Regions from separate parts of the Homo sapiens genome. Here region 2 is linked to region 1. Evidence: chromatin contacts called from ENCODE Hi-C or POLR2A ChIA-PET data. All regions are on one chromosome and are shown on one strand. The core of a region is the stretch at or near the end of the contact, and the rest is flanking DNA. Distances in the headings are between cores, read along the strand shown. Region 1 overlaps LOC105378250 (a long non-coding RNA gene). Region 2 overlaps LOC105378250 (a long non-coding RNA gene).

Evidence for each region. Hi-C counts contacts between places; a loop is a spot of excess contacts on that map. ChIA-PET counts read pairs that join two places held with the same protein, here RNA polymerase II (POLR2A). Pooled maps may share reads with other maps.
Region 2: a loop to region 1 is called in a map of PC-9, with 5 times the contacts of the local background. The contact joins two enhancer-like sites. A Hi-C loop is called at or near these places in 2 of 168 maps with a recorded cell type or tissue (PC-9 and endothelial cell of hepatic sinusoid) and 1 of 50 pooled maps. POLR2A ChIA-PET finds 5 or more read pairs at or near these places in 2 of 52 experiments (OCI-LY7 and activated T-cell).

Annotation. Positions count from the first base shown.
Region 1 is chr12:53,823,034-53,827,170 of GRCh38, forward strand. The region is part of intron 1 of LOC105378250 (a long non-coding RNA gene); the gene reads left to right. Among named protein-coding and RNA genes, the nearest start is that of CISTR, 73 kb to the left of the region's middle. Within about 2 kb of position 2,423, at least 3 of the 41 ENCODE cell types and tissues checked have a DNase peak (open chromatin) inside an H3K27ac peak, as active enhancers do; they include PC-9, where a contact is called at or near this core.
Region 2 is chr12:53,865,975-53,870,111 of GRCh38, forward strand. The region is part of intron 4 of LOC105378250 (a long non-coding RNA gene); the gene reads left to right. Among named protein-coding and RNA genes, the nearest start is that of HOXC13, 71 kb to the right of the region's middle. RefSeq lists enhancers at 1,845-2,014, 2,233-3,432. Within about 2 kb of position 1,842, at least 4 of the 41 ENCODE cell types and tissues checked have a DNase peak (open chromatin) inside an H3K27ac peak, as active enhancers do; they include PC-9, where a contact is called at or near this core.

The DNA.
Region 1 (4,137 bases), core at 1,173-3,672:
TTATTCAACAAATTGCCTTATTTTTATTGCTACTATTCTGGACAAGGGATGCAAAAATGAAGAAGATAAGGTCTTTACCTTTTAGGTGCTTTCAGGTTGGTGGGAAGATAAAGAAGTAAACCAGAATTTACAATAGAGCATGAGAAGAGCTGTGACAGAGGAGTGCCTAGGGTACTGGGATAAAGCAGTAGACACCTAACTCTGGTGCAGGGAGATGTCATTTATGGGCCCAGCCAGCAGCAGGGGAGAGTGGTTGTGACAGCATCAGACTAAGGCTAGCCACTAGGAAGACCTTCTCAGTTAGATTGTGATTTCTCAATCTATGCATTCATGCACAGAATGGTCACACGCTAAGTACTATGTGCCAGTCACTACGCTAGCTCTTATTTAGAGTGGTGGACAGAGAATACAATATGCTAAAGGCTGGGGTAGAAGCTGACACTATCTCAATTAAAGCCAGTTGAAATGTTATGCTGCTCAGAATGTGGAAGAGGAAAAAGGAGGATAATTTCAATGACTTACCCTCTTACTCCTTTCAAGTCTGTGAATAGGTTGATACAAATTCCGCTGCGCAGTTTATTTATCATCTGGAATCCCAGCAGTTGAAGGATCCGGAATATATCAAACTTCCTAGGTCTCTGTTTGGACACCCTTCCTAGTTCAGGAAGCAATTAGTCTGAGAGAGACAGAAGTGAGAGTGTAGGAGCAGAATATATATCCTTTTAAAATAATTTAGTAACAACTCTAGGTAAGTGACCAATAATTTATAGAGTCTATTCTTTTTATAGAGATATTTCCTTGCTGCTCAACCAGCGAGCTTGCTGGGTTTAGAGGATTAATCTTTGACGTAGTAAATATGCTCAAGTTGTAATTCAGTCTCAGGGATAAAGGGAACTTAGACTTGTCTTGTATAAGGGAAAAAATATTAAATGGATTTGTTGAGGACCCGCCGTGGTAGTCCTTATTGTCTCTTGTACCTCAGCATTGCAGCTTTGGAACTGCAAGGGACCTTATTAATCTTCTCATACAATGTCCTTATTTTACAGATGAGGAGACTGAGATTTATGGTACATGAGGTGGTGGCAGATCCAGGGCTGAAACCCGTGTCTCTTGACTCACACTTTTGAAACTGCACTGTGCTACTGCGCATCACAAACTCTAGCCTCACTTGCAAGGCTCCCCTTAACCGCCTTCCCCTCGGTTCTTTTCTGTCCCTTCCTGTTGTCTATTTTCGGCAAACTGAGCTCCTCCCTGGCCTCCTGTCCATGCCACACGTTTTCTGCCTCTGAAACCTCCTGTAAGCACTCCCCCTCCTCAGGCTGGATTGCCTTTACTTTTCTCTCCCTTCTGCTCCTTGCTTCCTCTCCAACCCAATTCCACACTCCCTCTTGCAGGAAACCTTCCCAAAATAACCCCTTCTTACTTGGAATATTTCTTGACTCTGCATCTTTTCAGCCCCATTGTTGGTTTATACTTGCTGCTGCTTTATTGCTTAATAAGCATTTTGAAGTCTTTTTTTTTTTTTTTTGAGACAGAGTTTCACTCTTGTTGCCCAGGCTGGAGTGCAATGGTGCAATCTCGGCTCACCGCAACCTCCTCCTCCCAGGTTCAAGCAATTCTCCTGCCTCAGTCTCCTGAGTAGCTGGGATTACAGGCATGCACCACCATGCCCGGCTAATTTTGTATTTTTAGTAGAGACGAGGTTTCTCCATGTTGTTCAGGCTGGTCTAGAATTCCCCACCTCAGGTGATCCGCCTGTCTTGGCCGCTGAAAGTGCTGGGATTACAGGTGTGAGCCACTGTGCCCGGCCTCTGAAGTCATTTTTTAGATATTTGTGTTCTGTCAATTTACTTAGATGAGGAACTTCTTAAGGGGAAGGCCCCTCAGAACACACACGGGGAGCTTATACTGCTGCCTGACTAGAGCTAGACCTGGGATAGTCTGAGAAAGTTCAAATGACCTCTGCATTTCAGGAAAGAAAAGAAGACTGTCAACTTAGGGGTAGTGGGAATGCTGATCCCATTTAGAGGCAGTTGGCACCTATTTGAAATTCCTTCTTATGGTTATTTCCAGTCCTGGGATTCTGTAACCCTATGAACCAACTTGGTTATGCCCTTGCCTGATCTTGATGCTATTACCAATTTTGTGGCCTGTATTAAATAATAAGACATCCCATAACTAGTAGGTGGCAGATTGGTGTGTCCACTGCAGGTTATAAAATAAAAAACTAGCTTGGTGGAGGGACCTTCCTATGTGTAATGCATTGTTAGGTAGAGCACCTGGCTGCCCAATGGATAACCTCAGTTGCTGCCTGGAGGCCTCTACCTCGGGGAAGGGAGGCCTTGAGAGCCATTTTGACCCAAGTTCAAATTCTCTAGAACAAACAAGCCGATCTCTTGCTCCAAGCTCCAGTCAAAGAGGCTCCAGTGTGTTTATTGACTCTTGCATGACCCTGCCCTGGAGAACAAACAAACAGCTCAACCTGACTCATTCCCTCCACCAACTATACTCAGGTCCATTGCTGGGGTTTGCCAGAAAAATCCCTCAGGCCCTGTGGAAAATTAGAGAGCCAAAGGTTAGGGCTCTCTGGTCATATATTCCTACTCTTTCTTCCCATAGAACGTTAACCCTCCCTGGAGGTGCAGAAGACTAGCAGTGACTTCCAATTCATTTGACTTGGGCCCTCTCCATTGCTTGAGGCAAATCAGCTTGCTTCACTGATTCATTCATTTGACAAATATTTATTGAACACCTGCTATATGTGAGGCTCTCCTCTCTTAGGATGGGAGCTTACTGATTTTTGCTATGGAGAATGCTGATGCTTCCATCTTTATTTATTTATTTACTTATTTATTTATTTATTTATTTGAGACAGAGTCTCGCTCTGTCAACCAGGCTGGAGTGCAATGGTGCGATCTCGGCTCACTGTAACCTCCACCTCCTGGGTTCCAGTGATTCTCCTGCCTCAGCCTCCCAAATAGGTGGGACTACAGGTGTGCGCCACCATGCCTGGTTAATTTTTGTTTTTAGTAGAGACGGGGTTTTGCCATGTTGGCCAGGCTGGTCTTGAACTCCTGACCTCAGGTGATTGCCCCCCTTGGCCTCCCAAAGTGCTGGGAATACAGGTGTGAGCCATTGCGCCCAGCCCAATGCTTCCATCTTTTAACTAAAAGGTTTGAAGTACCCTTTTCCAGACATCTTGTAAGAATAACAATACATTTTCTCTCCCTTACCACCATTGGAAGAACTTAGTTCTGAACCCAAACCATCTCCTTTCATTAAGCCTTTGGTGGATCATTTTTACTCTTGGGATTTCATCAAGCCCTGCTCCCCATTTTCCCTCACAGAAGAGGAGGCAGCCTCTTGCGCGTGTATGTGTGCTCAGCTTATTCCTTCTCAATGATTTTTAAAAAGAAGGAACCCAACTCAGCCCCTCCTCCTTGTTGTGTTTAAGGGAGTGCTGTTTCCTAAACTGTGTAATCCTCAAAGCACTGAGGTTTCACCTAATGTTAATAAGGGTTTCTTGAAAAAGCATTGAATCAGGTCATTTTAGGAGACAGTGAATGAGACAAAATTAAAATCTTAAGCAGCAGGGCTTCTCAGAACCTTTAACATATTAATATTCATTTGAAATCTCAAGAGGGAGACATCATTTGCAATATTTTCCAAATTATTAGACCATGGAAGCCACTTTTAAAGGAAAACCTCTTATTCGTTCTTGGGACATTAGCATTCCATTAAATTCAGTTTGAGAAATGCTGATGTAGTAGCAGGAATATTGAATTAAGAGACAGGAACCTGAACTTGCATCCCTCTTTGACACTCAGTTTTGTGACTCTGGAAAAATCACTTCTCCTCTATGGACCTCCATTTCTTTACCTGGAAAATGAGAAGGCTGAATTAAATTATCCTTCAGTCCTCTTCTAGTTCTGTACAAAGGCATCCACAGGTAGGCCCAATCTCCTAAGAACCAGAAACAAAATCTTAGGTGGATATCTTGACATACCAGTAAAGGATATACAAATAATACAATAAAGCTTTAAACCAATCTGTGACTAAAGAGAGCTGGAGTAAATGCATTTTACAAGAAAGGAAAGATATTTGTGGAAAGAAAATATGGTTGTTCCATATGCAGCT
Region 2 (4,137 bases), core at 592-3,091, 42 kb after region 1:
ATAATTTCAGGAGGGCTAAAATGTTTATTCTTCCCCTTAGCTTTTGAGAACAAGAGACTAAGGTTTCTGGGACTCTGACTTTATATGACTAAGGTGCTCCTCTCACATGAAGTAAAGCATAAAGACCAAGTATAATGTAAACCTAATGTCTAGATTTTTCTATAATATTGTTTAAATTTCAGTTGTAATTATCTGTCCAAATGGACTCCACACTTTGTTTTGCCTCGTTCTATTCTGGAATCATATGATGGCCTGCAGAATTTAACTTAACCAGCCACATGCTCCTTGCCTCATTCAGCCTACCCATTTTTTCTGTATGAAAAGGTTTCACAGTAAAGCAAAGAAACTTTTACACCTGGCATCTATCCCTTGACCTTTAACTTTCTGGAGTCACCTTACTTGAAGGAAGGAAATACCACCTAGAAACTGCCCCTGGATTTTTCCCAGCCTGTTGCACAGAGGTCTTCCAAACCTGGGTTATGCTAACTGATGGCAGAGGAGAAGAGTCCCAGCCCTAGCTTCCCAAATTTTTGTGATATTTTCACCTTGAACCTCTGCTGGAATTTTCTCTGAAGCAGAAAGAAGAGGTGGTCACTTTTCAAATTGTTTATGCTTTTATACTTTTCAGATTATGAGGGGGAAATATTATAATGTGTCTACCTCTTCCCCTTGGCATATTTAGATTTAAAAGACAAAATATCAAGAAAGGAATTAATTTTGTAGAGAAATAATAAATAGAATTAGCAAAGAAGAACTTTCCAACAGCATGGTTTACTGAAGGAAACTGGGCAGTCCCTCTATCTGAGGATCTAGAAGAATAGGGTCAATTAGCATTTGTCTGCAGATTTTGAAGGCAGTGAAATGAATGAGAAGACTCTCCAAAGCTCTGTCTGCAGGCCAGACTCAGTGATATCAGAACGGGACATAGAGAGAGGAAGCAAGGGTGACTCAAACCCATCTTTTAAGGCCTCTCTTCCCTATGGTTGCGTGCACCTCTGGTTTCTAAAAAAATTTTTTTTTGCCTCGTTTGCTTCAGAGATGGGTGGCTTTGAGGAAGTGAAGATAAAATTTATTCAACCTAGATGTGTAAATAGAATTTTGTGACCAATTTTGATATGACTTTTATATCTAGACTTATAGCCAGGGGTGAATTTTCATACTGGCATAGGGTCAACTCCTTATTCCTGATTTGTGCACTATCCACTTTGTGGATTTTTGCAGACTCCATACTTCCACTGCCTTGGGTTTGACAGAAACACTGAGTCAGAGCAAGCATCAGGGATAGACTCAAAGGGTGTGTTTGTATGTATGTGTATGAGTGTAGGTATCCAAAGATAAAGCAATGAGGATTTATTTCACTTCTCTTTTCTCTTTGTAACACTAATTACATTTGTGAAACTGTTTAATGGTGGCCTCTACTACTAGACAGTAAGCTACATACAAGGCTTGTGCACCATTGAATACTTAGCACTTAGCATAGGACTTGGCACATGGCAGACACTCAGCAAATGACAAAATCATGTGGCCTCTGCTCTCATCCACTGACTCAGATAATGAGAAGTGTCTCCTCCTCAGGGGCCAGGGGGATGCTCTGCTATGGCAAGTGGAGGAATCAGAGATGATCCATGGAGCCTGTGATATGACCTCCCCAGTGAGGCTGTCAGCCCTAGGGTAGATTCCTTGTTGACTATCCTCTTCTTATCACTGGTAGCATCTTATCACAATACTTGGGGCACGGGCCAGGGAGTTACCCAGGGCTGAGGATGGGAGGAGGTAAGTCCTGGCTATCAGGATAGACATCTTATTCCAGCAGCAGTTGTCCTAGATGTGGCCTGTTTCCCAGCCCACTGACCTTTAGGGCACAGTGGGGGGTTGGGAGCATGAGTCAGAGAGGAATGTGGGACTGGTTGCTTGGGAGTTTCACTCTCTGGGGAGAAGCTGGTTCCCCATGCCTATCAGTTTTCTAATGGCATCTCTAGAGGCAGAGCCTAGAAACAATTACTTGAAGGAGTCGGACGAAGCACCCACACTCTTTTGAACCCCTAGGATGTTGGCAGGAAGATAATTTAAATAGATTTTAACAGGCACAGGACAGAAAAGTATTGTAGAGTATTTCAATAGAAATCTGAGGCTGGGTACAATGGCTCATGCATGTAATCCCAGCACTTTGGGAGGCCAAAGCGGGAGGATCACTTTAGCCCAGGAGTTCAAGACCAGCCAGAGCAGTATAGTAGGACCCCGTATCTACTAAAAACAAAAAGCCAGATGTGGGAGCACGTGCCTGTAGTCCCAGCTATTCAGGAGACTGAGGTGAGAGGATTGCTTGAGCCCAGGACGTTGAAGCTGCAGTGAGCCCTGTTCATGCCTCTGCACTCCAGCCTGGGTGACAGAGCGAGACCCTGTCTCAACAAAACAAAACAAAACACACGCACACACACACGCTCAAAAAAAAAGAAAAAAAAGAAAAAGAAAGGAAAATTTAAGATATCCTCTTATCCATACTTCTGCCTCCATCCCAGATAAATACAAAATCTCTCTTTGAAGATTTTCTAAAGTGAGGGGATTCCACTGTTAGGTAACCATGGTAACCACTACACCACAGCACACTTATGAGAACATTCTACTGTTAAATCTAGCTGAATGTAGCCTGCAACATGGAAGCCATGACCAGGACAGTGGAAGTGCAGTGTGAATTATCCAAGCAATCATTTCCTCATTCCTTGGGTGGGAGTGGGCAGACACGCCCAGGAGTCCCTCACCCTGCCTCCCACGATGCTCTGCTTCTTCATACAGTGCACACAGTGGTGGGAGATGGCAGCAGGGGCAGAGAGGCCCTCATTCTGGAGAGGGGACCTATGAATCTTGTAAATATGATGACATCAGCAATGACAGACTCTTCAGCCGCCTGGTAGTCTGTCATTGAAGCCAGGAATTCAGCACACGCTCAGACACACCCAGCCTTCACCATGGGTTCCCAGAAGCAAGTTCTCGCATAGCCACTAGGCTGGGAGGACCCTCACTTAACCAACCCTCCCTGACAAGCTCCAAGGCCTCAGAGTCGAATCCTAAATTTCCAACTTAGCAATAATTTTTTTTAAATTGCATGATGCTGAGGCTTGGGGTATGGATGATCCCGTCACCCAGGTAATGAGCATAGTACCCAGTAGATAGTTTTTCATTCCTTGCCCCTCTCCCTCCTTCCCCTCTCCAGTAGTCCCCAGTGTCTGTTGTTGCCATCTTTATGTCCATGTGCGCTCAATGTTTAGCTCTCACTTATAAGTGAAAAGATGCGGTATTTCGTTTTCTATTCCTGTGTTAGTTCACTTAGGATAATGGCCTCCAGCTACATCCATGTTGCTGCAAAGGACGTGATTTCATTCTTTTTTATGGCTGCATCCAACTTAGCAATAATTTTTATCCCTCTCTGTTTTCATTCTCAACAGTGCCTAAGTTGTTCATGCTGGTTGTTCTCAGGTGTTTTAACCTCCCCAGTGAGTGAGATCCAAGATTCATGGCATTATCATGGGAAATTCTTTCATTTTGGTTTAACTGAAATTTGTTTTTGTTATTATCATCAGAGTCTAAAACTGATCAAGCCAGAAAACTTCTACACTGCTCTGAAGTCCCAGACAAATAGGCTGGAGATTTTTCCTGCTGTTCTCCACCTCTCTCCATAATGAGATGCTTTGTTTCCATGAATTGGCCCTGATCCAGACTTCTAGACTCTATGACAGGACATTTCATCCCTCCCTCTGCCTCCAGGCAGGACTGAACTTAACTCATGCCAGGCTGAAGGGTGTCTCCTTCAGACCTTGTTTCAAGATTTCCTGACTCTTTGGCCTCTTTCAGGTAAAAGCGCACAGCTGATTGCCCCAATGCCTAATCTTAATTTCCTAATGGCAATTCTAGCTCATTTCTTTTCATTGTGGAAAGGAAGATCCACATCTCCCTTATACCTTTCCAGCTAAAATTATCTCAGTTCTTTTATAATGCTTCTCAGATATTAATTTGATCCCATATCTTCTTTGTGCTAGAGGAGGAAAATTAGTGTTAGATGAAATGCGCTCCATTATCTGAGTATTGTTGGCCTGAGCTAGTATTCCATATTTTTATCACTTTTGTTATTGTGCTCCTCAC